3 separate regions of the Homo sapiens genome follow, and all the other regions are linked to region 2. A link is a contact called in ENCODE Hi-C or POLR2A ChIA-PET data. All regions are on one chromosome and are shown on one strand. Each heading gives the region's core, a stretch centred on a gene start or an enhancer-like site at or near the end of the contact. The rest is flanking DNA. Distances are from core to core; before and after follow the strand shown. Region 1 has its middle 20 kb from the start of WDR73. Region 2 overlaps AKAP13 (A-kinase anchoring protein 13). Region 3 overlaps ALPK3 (alpha kinase 3).

Evidence for each region. Hi-C counts contacts between places; a loop is a spot of excess contacts on that map. ChIA-PET counts read pairs that join two places held with the same protein, here RNA polymerase II (POLR2A). Pooled maps may share reads with other maps.
Region 1: a map of gastrocnemius medialis shows a loop between it and region 2 (7-fold over the local background). The contact joins two enhancer-like sites. A Hi-C loop is called at or near these places in 1 of 168 maps with a recorded cell type or tissue (gastrocnemius medialis) and 6 of 50 pooled maps. POLR2A ChIA-PET finds 5 or more read pairs at or near these places in 1 of 52 experiments (naive thymus-derived CD8-positive, alpha-beta T cell).
Region 3: a loop to region 2 is called in a map of gastrocnemius medialis, with 4 times the contacts of the local background. The contact joins two enhancer-like sites. A Hi-C loop is called at or near these places in 1 of 168 maps with a recorded cell type or tissue (gastrocnemius medialis) and 1 of 50 pooled maps.

Annotation. Positions count from the first base shown.
Region 1 is chr15:84,631,871-84,635,779 of GRCh38, forward strand. It overlaps the pseudogene SCAND2P and the pseudogene EGLN1P1. Among named protein-coding and RNA genes, the nearest start is that of WDR73, 20 kb to the right of the region's middle. RefSeq lists an enhancer at 1-23 and silencers at 1,518-1,867, 2,338-2,417. Within about 2 kb of position 2,266, at least 6 of the 41 ENCODE cell types and tissues checked have a DNase peak (open chromatin) inside an H3K27ac peak, as active enhancers do.
Region 2 is chr15:85,580,657-85,584,888 of GRCh38, forward strand. It overlaps AKAP13 (A-kinase anchoring protein 13), which reads left to right. Exons shown (of 37, transcript NM_007200.5): 7 at 1-1,451. Among named protein-coding and RNA genes, the nearest start is that of LINC02883, 180 kb to the right of the region's middle. RefSeq lists a silencer at 722-1,016. Within about 2 kb of position 1,600, at least 33 of the 41 ENCODE cell types and tissues checked have a DNase peak (open chromatin) inside an H3K27ac peak, as active enhancers do; they include gastrocnemius medialis, where a contact is called at or near this core.
Region 3 is chr15:84,839,434-84,843,635 of GRCh38, forward strand. ALPK3 (alpha kinase 3) reads left to right here. Exons shown (of 14, transcript NM_020778.5): 5 at 269-1,499. Among named protein-coding and RNA genes, the nearest start is that of ALPK3, 24 kb to the left of the region's middle. RefSeq lists an enhancer at 1,330-1,823. Within about 2 kb of position 1,563, at least 21 of the 41 ENCODE cell types and tissues checked have a DNase peak (open chromatin) inside an H3K27ac peak, as active enhancers do; they include gastrocnemius medialis, where a contact is called at or near this core.

The sequences.
Region 1 (3,909 bases), core at 1,016-3,515, 950 kb before region 2:
GGTTGCAAAGCTCTTCTCTGACCTGAACAATGGCTGTAGCTGTGGACCAACAAATCCAGACTCCTTCAGTACAAGATCTCCAAATAGTTAAACTGGAAGAAGATTCCCACTGGGAGCAGGAAATTTCCCTTCAAGGGAATTACCCTGGACCAGAGACATCCTGCCAGAGCTTTTGGCATTTCCGTTACCAAGAAGCATCACGACCCCGAGAGGCCCTCCTCCAGCTCCAGAAGCTCTGTTGTCAGTGGCTAAGGCCAGAGAAGTGTACAAAAGAGCAGATCCTGGAGTTGCTGGTCCTAGAACAGTTCCCGACTGTCCTTCTCCAGGAGATCCAGATCTGGGTCAGACAGCAGCATCCGGAGAGTGGAGAGGAGGCAGTGGCCCTGGTGGAAGACTTGCAGAAAGAACCTGGAAGACAGAGGCTGGAGGTGAGCTATAAAAACATAGTTCCGAACAGTTAAAATAGAGGTATGTGAGAGACAGAGCTGCCTTGGGTTACTAGCAGTGTGGGCATACTTCACTATTGATGTTAAACTGGAATTTGCTTATTTCGTGGTCATGGTATCTGCAACTTTCCTTCCAAGTTCAGGCTGACTCTTCAGAGAATGCACAACATTGGCTGCTCTGAGTGTCCGTCCCTGCCATTAAATAAGAAAATTGCTTAAAATGGTATGAGCCTCACTGTGATCAGGGAGGAGCACATGTGACAGGGATGTCTTTTTGGAGAACAGCTCTCACTCTGTAGCAGCCAGCCAGAGGCAAGCGGCTTCGGTGGTCTTTGTCGACATTATTGAGCCTATTGCAAAACACCTGAATTATCCTATGTCTTTTTGCCTAGGGTTTGGCAAGGCAGGTAGGAGCAGTCCCCAGAGAGCTGGGTGGCCAGGATGCAGTGGTCCATGGCCTTATCTCCATAAAGCCTTCCACATGTCTGCCGTCTTTACTGCTGTTGCAGGCTTTTGCATAAGACTGGCTTTTTCCTCTGCTTTTTTTTTTTTTTTTTTTTTTTTGGAAAGGGAGTCTCGCTCTGTCACCCAGGCTGGAGTGCAGTGGTGCCATCTCGGGTCATTGCAACCTCCGCCAACCGGGTTCAAGCGAGTCTCCTGCCTCAGCCTCCCTAGTAGCTGGGACTACAGGCGCCCACCACCACGCCCGGCTAATTTTTGTATTTTTAGTAGAGACTGGGTTTCACCATATTGGCCAGGCTGGCCTCGAACTCCTGACCTTGTGATCCACCCACCTCGGCCTCCCAAAGTGTTGGGATTACAGGCGTGAGCCACTGCACCCAACCTTTCCTCTGCTTTTTTATGTTTGGGATGTTTAAGTTTTAGTCCCTACAGAATTTTGACCACTTCCAGTCCTTGAAGAGGGACAGGATGTGCTCTCAAAGAAGGAGCCCTCAGGATCAGTACTGAGTTCTCTAAACATCCATCCGAAGCAAGCACAGACAGAATCTGTCTGTTCCAGGCAATGGTGAAGTTCACAGCAGAACCAGAGGAACAGTTGAAGCACAGCCCCAAAATAGAACGAACTCTAGCCCGTCCGCAAGAGTGATAAGAAATCGCAGTGTGGGCCCACGCGCGCCGCACGGCCGGGTCGCCGCCGTACCGTGGTGTACGTGCAGAATGCGCAGAGCGAGCGGCACCCGCTTACCCTGCGCTCCTCCGCAGCCTGGGCCGGGCCGCCCGGGACGCTGAGGCGGTGGCGGCAGCCGAGGGGGCCGGTCTTGCGCTCCGCAGGCTCGCGCGCCCGAGCCCGGGTTGCCGTTCGCCGCACAGGCCGCGTTCTCTCAGCCCACGGCGGCGATTAGGCGCTGAGGCGGCCGCCTGCGCTGCGCCGGAGCCTAGGACTCGGAAGCGACCCGGCCGAGGGCCCTGGGTGCCAGCCTCCTTGAGTCAAGGGTAGCGGGTGCATGGCGCAGTGACGGCCCCTATCTCTCTCTCCGCTCCCCAGCCTCGGGCGAGGCCGTCCGGCCGCACCCCTCCTGCTCAGCTGCGGTCGCCATGGCCAATGACAGCTGCGGGCCCGGCGAGCCGAGCTCGAGCGAGCGAGACCGGCAGTACTGCGAGCTGTGCGGGAAGATGGAGAACCTGCTGCGCTGCAGCCGCAGCTCCTTCTGCTGCAAGGAGCGCCAGCGCCAGGACTGGAAGAAGCACAAGCTCGTGTGCCAGGGCAGCGAGGGCGCCCTCGGCCACGGAGGGGGCCCTCACCAGGACTCCGGCCCCGCGCCGCCCGCTGCAGCGCCGCCGTCCAGGGACCGGGCCCTGGAGGCCAGGAAGGCAGCGAGGCGCCGGGACAGCGCCTCCGGGGACGCAGCCAAGGCAAAGGCCAAGTCCGCGGCCGACCCCGCGGCGGCCGCGTCCCCGCCTCGCGCGTCCCCGGGCCGGACAAAAGCCATGGCTGCTTGTTATCCGGTCAATGGAACGGGTTATGTACGTCATGTTGATAATCCAAATGGAGACGGAAGACGTGTGAAATGTATTACATTACGTTAAAGAACGGGATGCCAAGGTAAGTGGAGGTATACTTCGAATTTTTCTAGAAGGTAAAGCCTAGTTTGCTGACATTGAACCCAAATTTGATAGACTGCTGTTTTTCTGGTCTGACCATCGCAACCCTCATGAAGTACAACCAGCATATGCTACAAAGTACGCAATAACTGTTTGGTATTTGATGCAGATGAGAGAGCACGAGCTAAAGTAAAATATCTAACAGGTGAAAAAGGTGTGAGGATTGAACTCAATAAACCTTCAGATTCAGTCAGTAAAGACGTCTTATAGAGCCTTTGATCCAGCAATACCCCACTTCACCTACAATAATTGTTGACGCTATTTGTTAATTTGTGAATACGAATAAATGGGATAAAGAAAAATAGACAACCAGTTCGCATTTTAGTAAGGAAACAAACAACTTTGTGTGTTGCATCAAACAGAAGATTCTGACTGCTGTGACTTTGTACCGCATGATCAACTTAGAATCTGTGATTGCTTACAGGAAGAAGATAAGCTACTAATAGAAAATGTTTTTACCTCTGGATATGAAATAAGTGCCCTGTGTAGAATTTTTTTCATTCTTATATTTTGCCAGATCTGTTACGTAGCTGAGTTAATTTCATCTCTACTTTTTTAATATATGTCAAGTTTGAATTGGAATAATTTTTCTATGATTAGGTACAATTTATCAAAACTGAATTGAGAAAAAATTACAGTATTTCTCAAAATAACGTCAATCTATTTTTGTAAACCTCTTCATACTATTAAATTTTGCCCTAAAAGACCTCTTAATAATGATTGTTGCCAGTGACTGATTAATTTTATTTTACTTAAAATAAGAAAAGGAGCACTTTAATTACAACTGAAAAATCAGATTGTTTTGCAGTCCTTCCTATCTTACACTAATTTGAACTCTTAAAGATTGCTGCTTTTTTTTGATATTGTCAATAATGAAACCCAATTGTAAAACAGTCACCATTTACTACCAGTAACTTTTAGTTAATGTCTTACAAGGAAAAAGACACAATAAGAAGAGTTTAATTTTTTTTTTTTTTTTGAGTCTTGCTCTGTTACCCAGGCTGGAGTGCAGTGGTGCATTCTCAGCTCACTGCAACCCCACTGTCTCCCAGGTTCAAGCAATCCTCCCGCCTCAGCCTCACAACTAGCTGGGACTACAGGCACATACCACCATGCCTGGCTAATTTTTGTATTTTTAGTAGAGACTGGGTTTCACCATGTTGCCTAGGCTGGGGTTTAAGTTAAATTTTTTTAAAAACTAAAGTGACTGGCACTAAGTGAACTTGAGATTATCCTCAGCTTCAAGTTCCTAAGATAAGGGCTTTCTTAAGCTTTCAGATACATGTATCCTCTAGATGTAGACAATAATGTCCCATTTCTAAGTCTTTTCCTTTGCTTC
Region 2 (4,232 bases), core at 350-2,849:
CAGTCTCACAGGACTTGGTGGAGAGCATGAGGGTCCCGCCCCTCCAGCAATCCCAGAAGCTCTGAATATCAAGGGGAACACTGACTCTTCCCTGCAAAGTGTGGGTAAGGCCACTTTGGCTTTAGATTCAGTTTTGACTGAAGAAGGAAAACTTCTGGTGGTTTCAGAAAGCTCTGCAGCTCAGGAACAAGATAAGGATAAAGCGGTGACCTGTTCCTCTATTAAGGAAAATGCTCTCTCTTCAGGAACTTTGCAGGAAGAGCAGAGAACACCACCTCCTGGACAAGATACTCAACAATTTCATGAAAAATCAATCTCAGCTGACTGTGCCAAGGACAAAGCACTTCAGCTAAGTAATTCACCGGGTGCATCCTCTGCCTTTCTTAAGGCAGAAACTGAACATAACAAGGAAGTGGCCCCACAAGTCTCACTGCTGACTCAAGGTGGGGCTGCCCAGAGCCTGGTGCCACCAGGAGCAAGTCTGGCCACAGAGTCAAGGCAGGAAGCCTTGGGGGCAGAGCACAACAGCTCCGCTCTGTTGCCATGTCTGTTGCCAGATGGGTCTGATGGGTCCGATGCTCTTAACTGCAGTCAGCCTTCTCCTCTGGATGTTGGAGTGAAGAACACTCAATCCCAGGGAAAAACTAGTGCCTGTGAGGTGAGTGGAGATGTGACGGTGGATGTTACAGGGGTTAATGCTCTACAAGGTATGGCTGAGCCCAGAAGAGAGAATATATCACACAACACCCAAGACATCCTGATTCCAAACGTCTTGTTGAGCCAAGAGAAGAATGCCGTTCTAGGTTTGCCAGTGGCTCTACAGGACAAAGCTGTGACTGACCCACAGGGAGTTGGAACCCCAGAGATGATACCTCTTGATTGGGAGAAAGGGAAGCTGGAGGGAGCAGACCACAGCTGTACCATGGGTGACGCTGAGGAAGCCCAAATAGACGATGAAGCACATCCTGTCCTACTGCAGCCTGTTGCCAAGGAGCTCCCCACAGACATGGAGCTCTCAGCCCATGATGATGGGGCCCCAGCTGGTGTGAGGGAAGTCATGCGAGCCCCGCCTTCAGGCAGGGAAAGGAGCACTCCCTCTCTACCTTGCATGGTCTCTGCCCAGGACGCACCTCTGCCTAAGGGGGCAGACTTGATAGAGGAGGCTGCCAGCCGTATAGTGGATGCTGTCATCGAACAAGTCAAGGCCGCTGGAGCACTGCTTACTGAGGGGGAGGCCTGTCACATGTCACTGTCCAGCCCTGAGTTGGGTCCTCTCACTAAAGGACTAGAGAGTGCTTTTACAGAAAAAGTGAGTACTTTCCCACCTGGGGAGAGCCTACCAATGGGCAGTACTCCTGAGGAAGCCACGGGGAGCCTTGCAGGATGTTTTGCTGGAAGGGAGGAGCCAGAGAAGATCATTTTACCTGTCCAGGGGCCTGAGCCAGCAGCAGGTAAGCAAAACATAATACAAAATTAACAGTCTGAGAAGCAGATTCCCTTAAGAGTCACTGTGGTGTCCTGGTAAAAATATAGGCATCTTTGTTGTTTTGAGGCCTTGCACTCATTGGGTAGGTAGCCAAGTTAATAGTCACCACCATCAGGAGGGGCACGTCATCTCAGGGTTGGACAGATTTTGCTTCCTGTATTGTAGACTTACTGCTTGGTTGCTTAAGCTTATAAACACTCCTGTCTCATTCTGGAGTGGTTGCAACTTTGCAAACCTAGAAAACAATGCCTAGATCACAGGTACTCTAAAGTGGTGAAAGAATTTAGCAGATGTTTTTATTCACATGGCTTAATCCTTTTCTCTAGTACCATAGAAAACAGTGCCAAAAAGCTGTGTTTTATCTACAAGCCTGAAACTCCCTTCCTCCCCTATCATCCTAGTCTGTATTCTGAGCAAATTTAGAGTCAGAGTGGTTTCATGAACAGCTGTAAGTATTGTTCTGAGCTGACTTCCCAACATCCAAAATGGTGGTATTAGGTCATTGGTGGTTTTTTGTTTGTTTGTTTTTGTTTTTTTTGGGCTAGGGGTGTTGTTGACGGGGAACTCCTTCCTTTTCCTGCTTGGGGAGTGGACCTCTAGTTCCATTGCCTGTTGCTTTTGGGCAGCAGTCTGAGAATTCAAGACCCTGCACAGTGCAGGGGATAGGATGCAGGATTTCCGCCCAAGCCCAGTCTGCTGAGCTGCTGTCACAGGGCAGACCTTGTGTCTGCTTTATCTTGGTGAAGCAGCTGCACTGAGCAGATTGCTCACACAGCAGCCTGTTCCATCTGTGGGTAACCATGTTCCGAGGCAGCAAAGAGAAACCGCTATTGCTCCGTGGAAATAAACTATCTGAATAAAACTTCTTAACGGGGGTTGAGGCTGAAGCTGAAACGGGAGTCGGACACGATCTTGGCTCCTGAAGTCTTTAAAGGTCAGTTTGATGCACACTTCTATACCACCACCTGTTACCAGCTGTAGACAGAAGACCTATCTCCATGCTTGCCCCTAGGCTTTTGTAGGTAAGAAGCAGCCTGTTTTGTCTTTATTGTTTATTTTTGCTGTTCTTTTCAATTTTTGAAAATCCCTTTACACATATGTATTAAGAATGTGGGGGAGGGTTATGGAGAGAAATGAATCAATGGAGCAAAAGAAGTTGCTTTGGAAGAAGCGCAATTTAAATACAGTGGTTATTTTCCCTGGTAAAGGGCTTTTAGCCGTTTATAATCTTTTTCCTCCCCAGTTGAGGGATTTAAGGAATCCGAGGTAGAATTTTTGATGACTTTAGCTTTTTAGTTTTATTAATGTTTTGGATTGTTAGTGATAGATACTTGCTGGCTGTTGTCTCAGGATTTAAATGAGGTCTCTAATTTTTAAAAAAAGCCACAACAACAAGTCTATTTTGGGGGCCCTGGCAGGTTGGCATTTCAGAAGAATGGGAGTGGCTGTAAGCTGATGCCTGGTGATGTTCTTTTCATTTCGGTGCTGCGTCCTTGGCCACATGGGCCGGAATTATTTCTCTTTCTGGCTCAGTGGTCAGAATTTGACTCAAGCAAGTGTGAACTCTGTGGGGATTGTGTCTGTAGTATCCTATGAGAAAAAGTAAAAACCAGGGAGAATTTCAGACTTTGATTTTTATTAGCACATATAGTAAAGATGGTGAGAAATGACGGATGTTTAGGATTTTGAGGTTTTGAGAAGGAAGAAAAATGTATGGACTTTCAGCAGTATATATGGGCTTGAGGTTGGTAAATTTTGTGTAGGTGAGTTACTTGTCCTGTTACCAAAAGGAGTCATACTCATGGTCTCAAACTGCAGAGGAACTCTGTATTGATGGTCTCAGACTACAGAGAAAGTAGCCAGTCATGAAGAAATTGGTACTTTCTTCAGAAAATGGCCAGGATTGGGAAAATCCCTGGTCACATTACTTTAGAGAAAAAGCACCTGAGTGTGATCTCAGAGCCAAAGGGTATTTTCTATCAAGTTTACATTCTACTCATAGATTTAATCATACTGTTTTGTGAGTGAGAAGACATAGGTTTAACTGCTGATTTGGAAGGAGCCAGTTTGAAAGAAGGGGATGTGGCCCTTGACCCACCAAAAGCATTGACCACAGTGCTTAGGAAATCAGTGATGCATGACTGAGCCACGCCAGTCCTGCAGAGGCTGCCGACACCCGTCAAGTGTGAGTAATCACTGTTTTCTAGTGTGACTGGTTGCTGTGCCAAGATGCATCTTTTCAAAGTTGATAGGTATAGGAAAGGAAGGAGGTACCAAAAATCACATCCCCAGAGGAAAGCAACCCTCTTTCCCCCCAGAAATTACTCTGACTCACTTAGAGATGTTTTGATCAAGGGATAGTTCTAAGGGGATTGCTTAGTCAGATTTTAACTTTAATAACATTTTATGAAATTTAACACAGATTTTGGTTCTTTGGGCAAGGAAACTTGTTTACCCATTTTTAAACTGCTGGTAAGATTATATAATTATAAGGTCAAAGAAGGAAGAAAAGAGGTTCATCTATAGAAATGTAACTCTTACAAATTTAAGGTAGACTTTTGTACATGTCATGTGCTCCTAGAATAAAATCTTAATATAATTTATTCTTTGGTGAAAGAAACTTCTGTGCTCTTTAGTGTGGGGAGCATTTTTCTTGCCAGAGTAGTGGCATCACTAGGTTAATAACCACAGATGCATTTCCACATGAAATCGAGATGACAGTTCCATTTGCATTTGGATTATTAAG
Region 3 (4,202 bases), core at 313-2,812, 740 kb before region 2:
TTCTGAAGGGAGCTCTCCTGGGCCCCAAGTCTAATCCCTCCTGGGACAGTATGGCCTTGGTCAGCCGCCACCTTTTTGCCAGCCTCAGTTCCCTCAGCTGTAATGGAGGGTGTTGTATGTTGTGACGTGTGAGATGGGGCGTAGCACACGGCAGGGCTTGCTGTAGGGAGGGGGAAGTGTGCCCGGCTCTGAACGGCTCTGGCTGGGGGGTGTGGGGGCTCTCACCTCCCAGGAGGGGAGAGGTGGCACCTCCCGCTCCTACCTCTAGGTGTCGAGAAGAAGATGCCGCCATCTACCAGGCCTCTGCCCAGAACAGCAAGGGCATTGTGTCCTGCTCAGGGGTCCTGGAGGTGGGCACCATGACTGAGTACAAGATCCACCAGCGCTGGTTCGCCAAGTTGAAGCGCAAGGCTGCGGCAAAGCTGCGCGAGATCGAGCAGAGCTGGAAGCACGAGAAGGCGGTGCCTGGGGAGGTCGACACTCTGCGCAAGCTCAGCCCCGACCGCTTCCAGCGAAAGCGGCGATTGAGCGGGGCTCAAGCGCCGGGCCCCTCGGTCCCTACCAGGGAGCCTGAGGGTGGGACCCTGGCGGCTTGGCAGGAGGGAGAGACTGAGACTGCTCAGCACTCAGGTTTGGGCCTGATCAACAGTTTTGCTTCTGGAGAAGTGACCACCAACGGGGAGGCTGCCCCCGAGAATGGAGAGGACGGAGAGCATGGCTTGCTGACATACATCTGTGACGCCATGGAGCTGGGGCCTCAGAGAGCCCTCAAAGAGGAGAGTGGGGCCAAGAAGAAAAAGAAAGATGAGGAATCCAAGCAAGGCCTGCGGAAGCCAGAGTTAGAGAAGGCAGCCCAAAGCCGCCGTTCTTCAGAAAACTGCATCCCCAGCTCAGACGAGCCTGACTCCTGTGGGACTCAGGGGCCCGTGGGCGTGGAGCAGGTTCAGACCCAGCCCAGAGGCAGGGCTGCACGGGGGCCTGGGTCCTCTGGCACAGATAGTACCAGGAAGCCAGCCTCTGCTGTGGGCACTCCAGACAAGGCCCAGAAGGCCCCTGGCCCAGGCCCAGGCCAGGAAGTGTATTTCTCCTTGAAGGACATGTACCTGGAGAACACCCAGGCAGTCAGGCCTCTTGGGGAAGAGGGACCCCAGACCCTGAGTGTCCGGGCGCCTGGGGAGAGTCCCAAGGGGAAGGCACCCCTCAGGGCTAGAAGCGAGGGGGTGCCTGGCGCTCCTGGCCAGCCCACACACTCCTTGACCCCCCAGCCGACTAGGCCTTTCAACAGAAAGAGATTTGCCCCTCCAAAGCCCAAAGGAGAGGCCACCACTGACAGCAAGCCCATTTCTTCTCTGAGTCAAGCTCCAGAATGCGGGGCCCAGAGCTTAGGAAAGGCCCCACCTCAGGCCTCTGTGCAGGTGCCGACGCCCCCTGCCCGGCGGAGACATGGCACCCGGGACAGCACGTTGCAGGGGCAAGCAGGCCACAGGACTCCAGGAGAGGTAAGTGTGGGTGTTGGGTGCCTGGAGGCCGCTCTGGGAAGCTGACCTCATGGAAACTCTTGCTGCAACTGCTGGGCAGCCAGTGAGCAGTGGGCTATTTATAGAAAGGGGTGGGGAGGGACTGGAGTGCCAGCTACAGGGACCACAGGCATGCCCTTTGCCCCAGCCAGTTTCCAGATGCCAGGCATGTGGGCAGCACAGCCTGACTGTGACCCTCTTCTGGGAGTGTAGGAGTTCACAGCCAAGGGGACTGTGCCCCGGAGGGAGATGGAAGAAGATAATGTTCTCTGGGGTGGGAAAGGGGGCCAGTGGAGAGCTTTCTGTGGGCTTTGCTGAGGCAACAGTGTTTCATGGGGGAGACGGAGGAGCAGGTGTGCGCTGTAGTGTACAGCAGGTGGCAACTTGGCTACTCATTCGATTTTTAACAAAGCTGAATGTCCAGGAAATGCTGGTTAAATCTGGGTTTATCTAAGGTTCTGGAGTCAGGCATACCTATATGCAAATCTGACTGCCTTAACATGGCGTGATCTAGAGCAAGTTGTAAAACTGGAAGAATAATCATAACAATACCTACTTCGTAGGGCTGTTGTAAGAATCTGGTGCCCTCTAAGAACTAAGTAAGTGGCAGTTGGGATCAGATATGACTATGGTGGGAAACAGAGGCAAAGTGTTTTTACTTGGTAACAGGAGTGCCATCATCTTCTAGGGAACAGGTAGCTGACAGAGAAAAGATTATGTTTTGTGTGGAGACAGGGGTAGTGGAGTGTCCACTCCCCAAAGAGGCAGATGGGTGGCAGCGTTAAGGAGCTTGAGGGGTGGGATTGAGAGGGCAGGAAGGAAACAATTCGTCCCTTTTGGTTATTTCTTTATGTTTCAGGGGCTTGGGGGGCATTATTTCACAGTGGTTTTGGGAGACAGAGTGTTTTATAGTGGGACAGAAAGAAGACAGTGTTTCTTATGAGTGGCAGAAGGAAAAGTATTTCAAGAGTGGGGCTGGGGTGGATAAAATAGATAGAACATATTTACACTGAGACAAATACTGGTTATTTATTTGAAGTCCCAATTTAACTGGGTGTCGGTATTTCTTTCTTTCTTTGGTTTGTTTATTTGTTTGTTTGTTTTTTGAGATGGAGTTGCCCAGGCTGGAGTGCAGTACAGTGGTGCGATCTCAGCTCACTGCAGCCTCCGGCTCCCGGGTTCAAGCAGTTCTTGTGTCTCAGCCTCCAAAGTAGTTGGAATTACAGGTGTGAGGCACCATGCTCAGCTAATTTTTGTATTTTTAGTAGAGACAGGGTTTTGCTGTGTTGACCAGGCTGATCTTGAACTCTTGACCTCAAGTGATCTGTCCACCTCAGCCTCCCAAAATGTTGGGATTACAGGCGTGAGCCGCCGTGCCCAGCCCAGTATTTCTTTTTGCTAAATCTGATAACCTTAAGTGGAGACATCCTCTGGTTTTGGTGAGAACTAAGATGAGACTGTTTCTTAGGATAGAGGAAGCAGTTATAGATCGGGAATGGCTTCATGGGGGAACAGGAGGAAAGCAGTGTTTCCCAGGGGTAGGGACAGAGGACAGGTGGTTTCTCGGAGCAGTGAAGGGAAGCACATGAGGGACAAGCTGATACAGCACCTGGCAGAGGGCAAAGGGGAAAGGATGCTTTGTGGAGAACAGGAGGGGCTTTCCCATGGAGAGAACTTTCATGGTGGGAAGGAGGGAAAGACTAGTTTTAAGGGTGACCATGGGAAATGGTTTTATTTCATGGGTGCTAAGGTTAGACTGTAGGAACAGTAGTTCAGAGGGCTTTGGAGTGGAACAAACCTCAAGGACCTAAAACCAGACTTTCTGGAACCTGTTCCTGACTCTTGTCCCCCTCATGCCTGGTCTCCTGTAGTTTTGGCCACTGGAATGGTAAGTTCACAGTGGCCCGGGGAAGGCTTTGTGGGGCTGCTGCACATGCCTGACAGCCCACAGGCTGGACAGCAGGGACTTTTGGAAGAGATGGCTCTCATAGGCCCTCATAGCTCATTTAGGAAGGGACCAGGCTGGTGGCCAAGTGAGTGTGCAAATCTGGCTTCTCTGCCTAAATGGTGAGGAACCCAATACCAGATGGTGGCATCCTCCTGGTAGGGCCAGAGGAGGAAGTACCAGCCCCCTCTTCCTTGCCTCCCAAAGGTAGGAGGAGGGGCTCAGGCAGTGTGGTACCTGAGAAGTTGTCTGTGTTGGTTCCACTGCTCCAACAAAAACCTCATGGTTAGGCTGGGTACAGTGGCTCATGCCTGTAATCCCAGCACTTTGGAAGGCCGAAGCAGGTGGCTCACTTGAGGTTAGGAGTTTGAGACCAGCTTGGCCAACATGGTGAAACCCCATCTTTACTAAAAATACAAAAAATTAGCCGGGTGTGGTGGCACGTGCCTGTAATTCTGACCACTTGGGTGGCTGAGGCAGGAGAATTGCTAGAACCTGGGAGGTGGAGGTTGCAGTGAGCAATAGTTTAGATAGTCTCATGAGACTAAGGAGACAAAAATTAGAGCCCATGGTCTCAAGAGTGGGAGCCCTTGTAAGCCCCCTGGGTTTTGGGTTGGGACTCTGAAGGTTTGTACCCTAGGAGAAAGGGGAATCAAGTAAATTAGTCTCACGGTATTGAGTTACTGACGAGCTCCAAGTTACATGGATAACTAAGAAATATCTCAATCCCTGAAATTAGA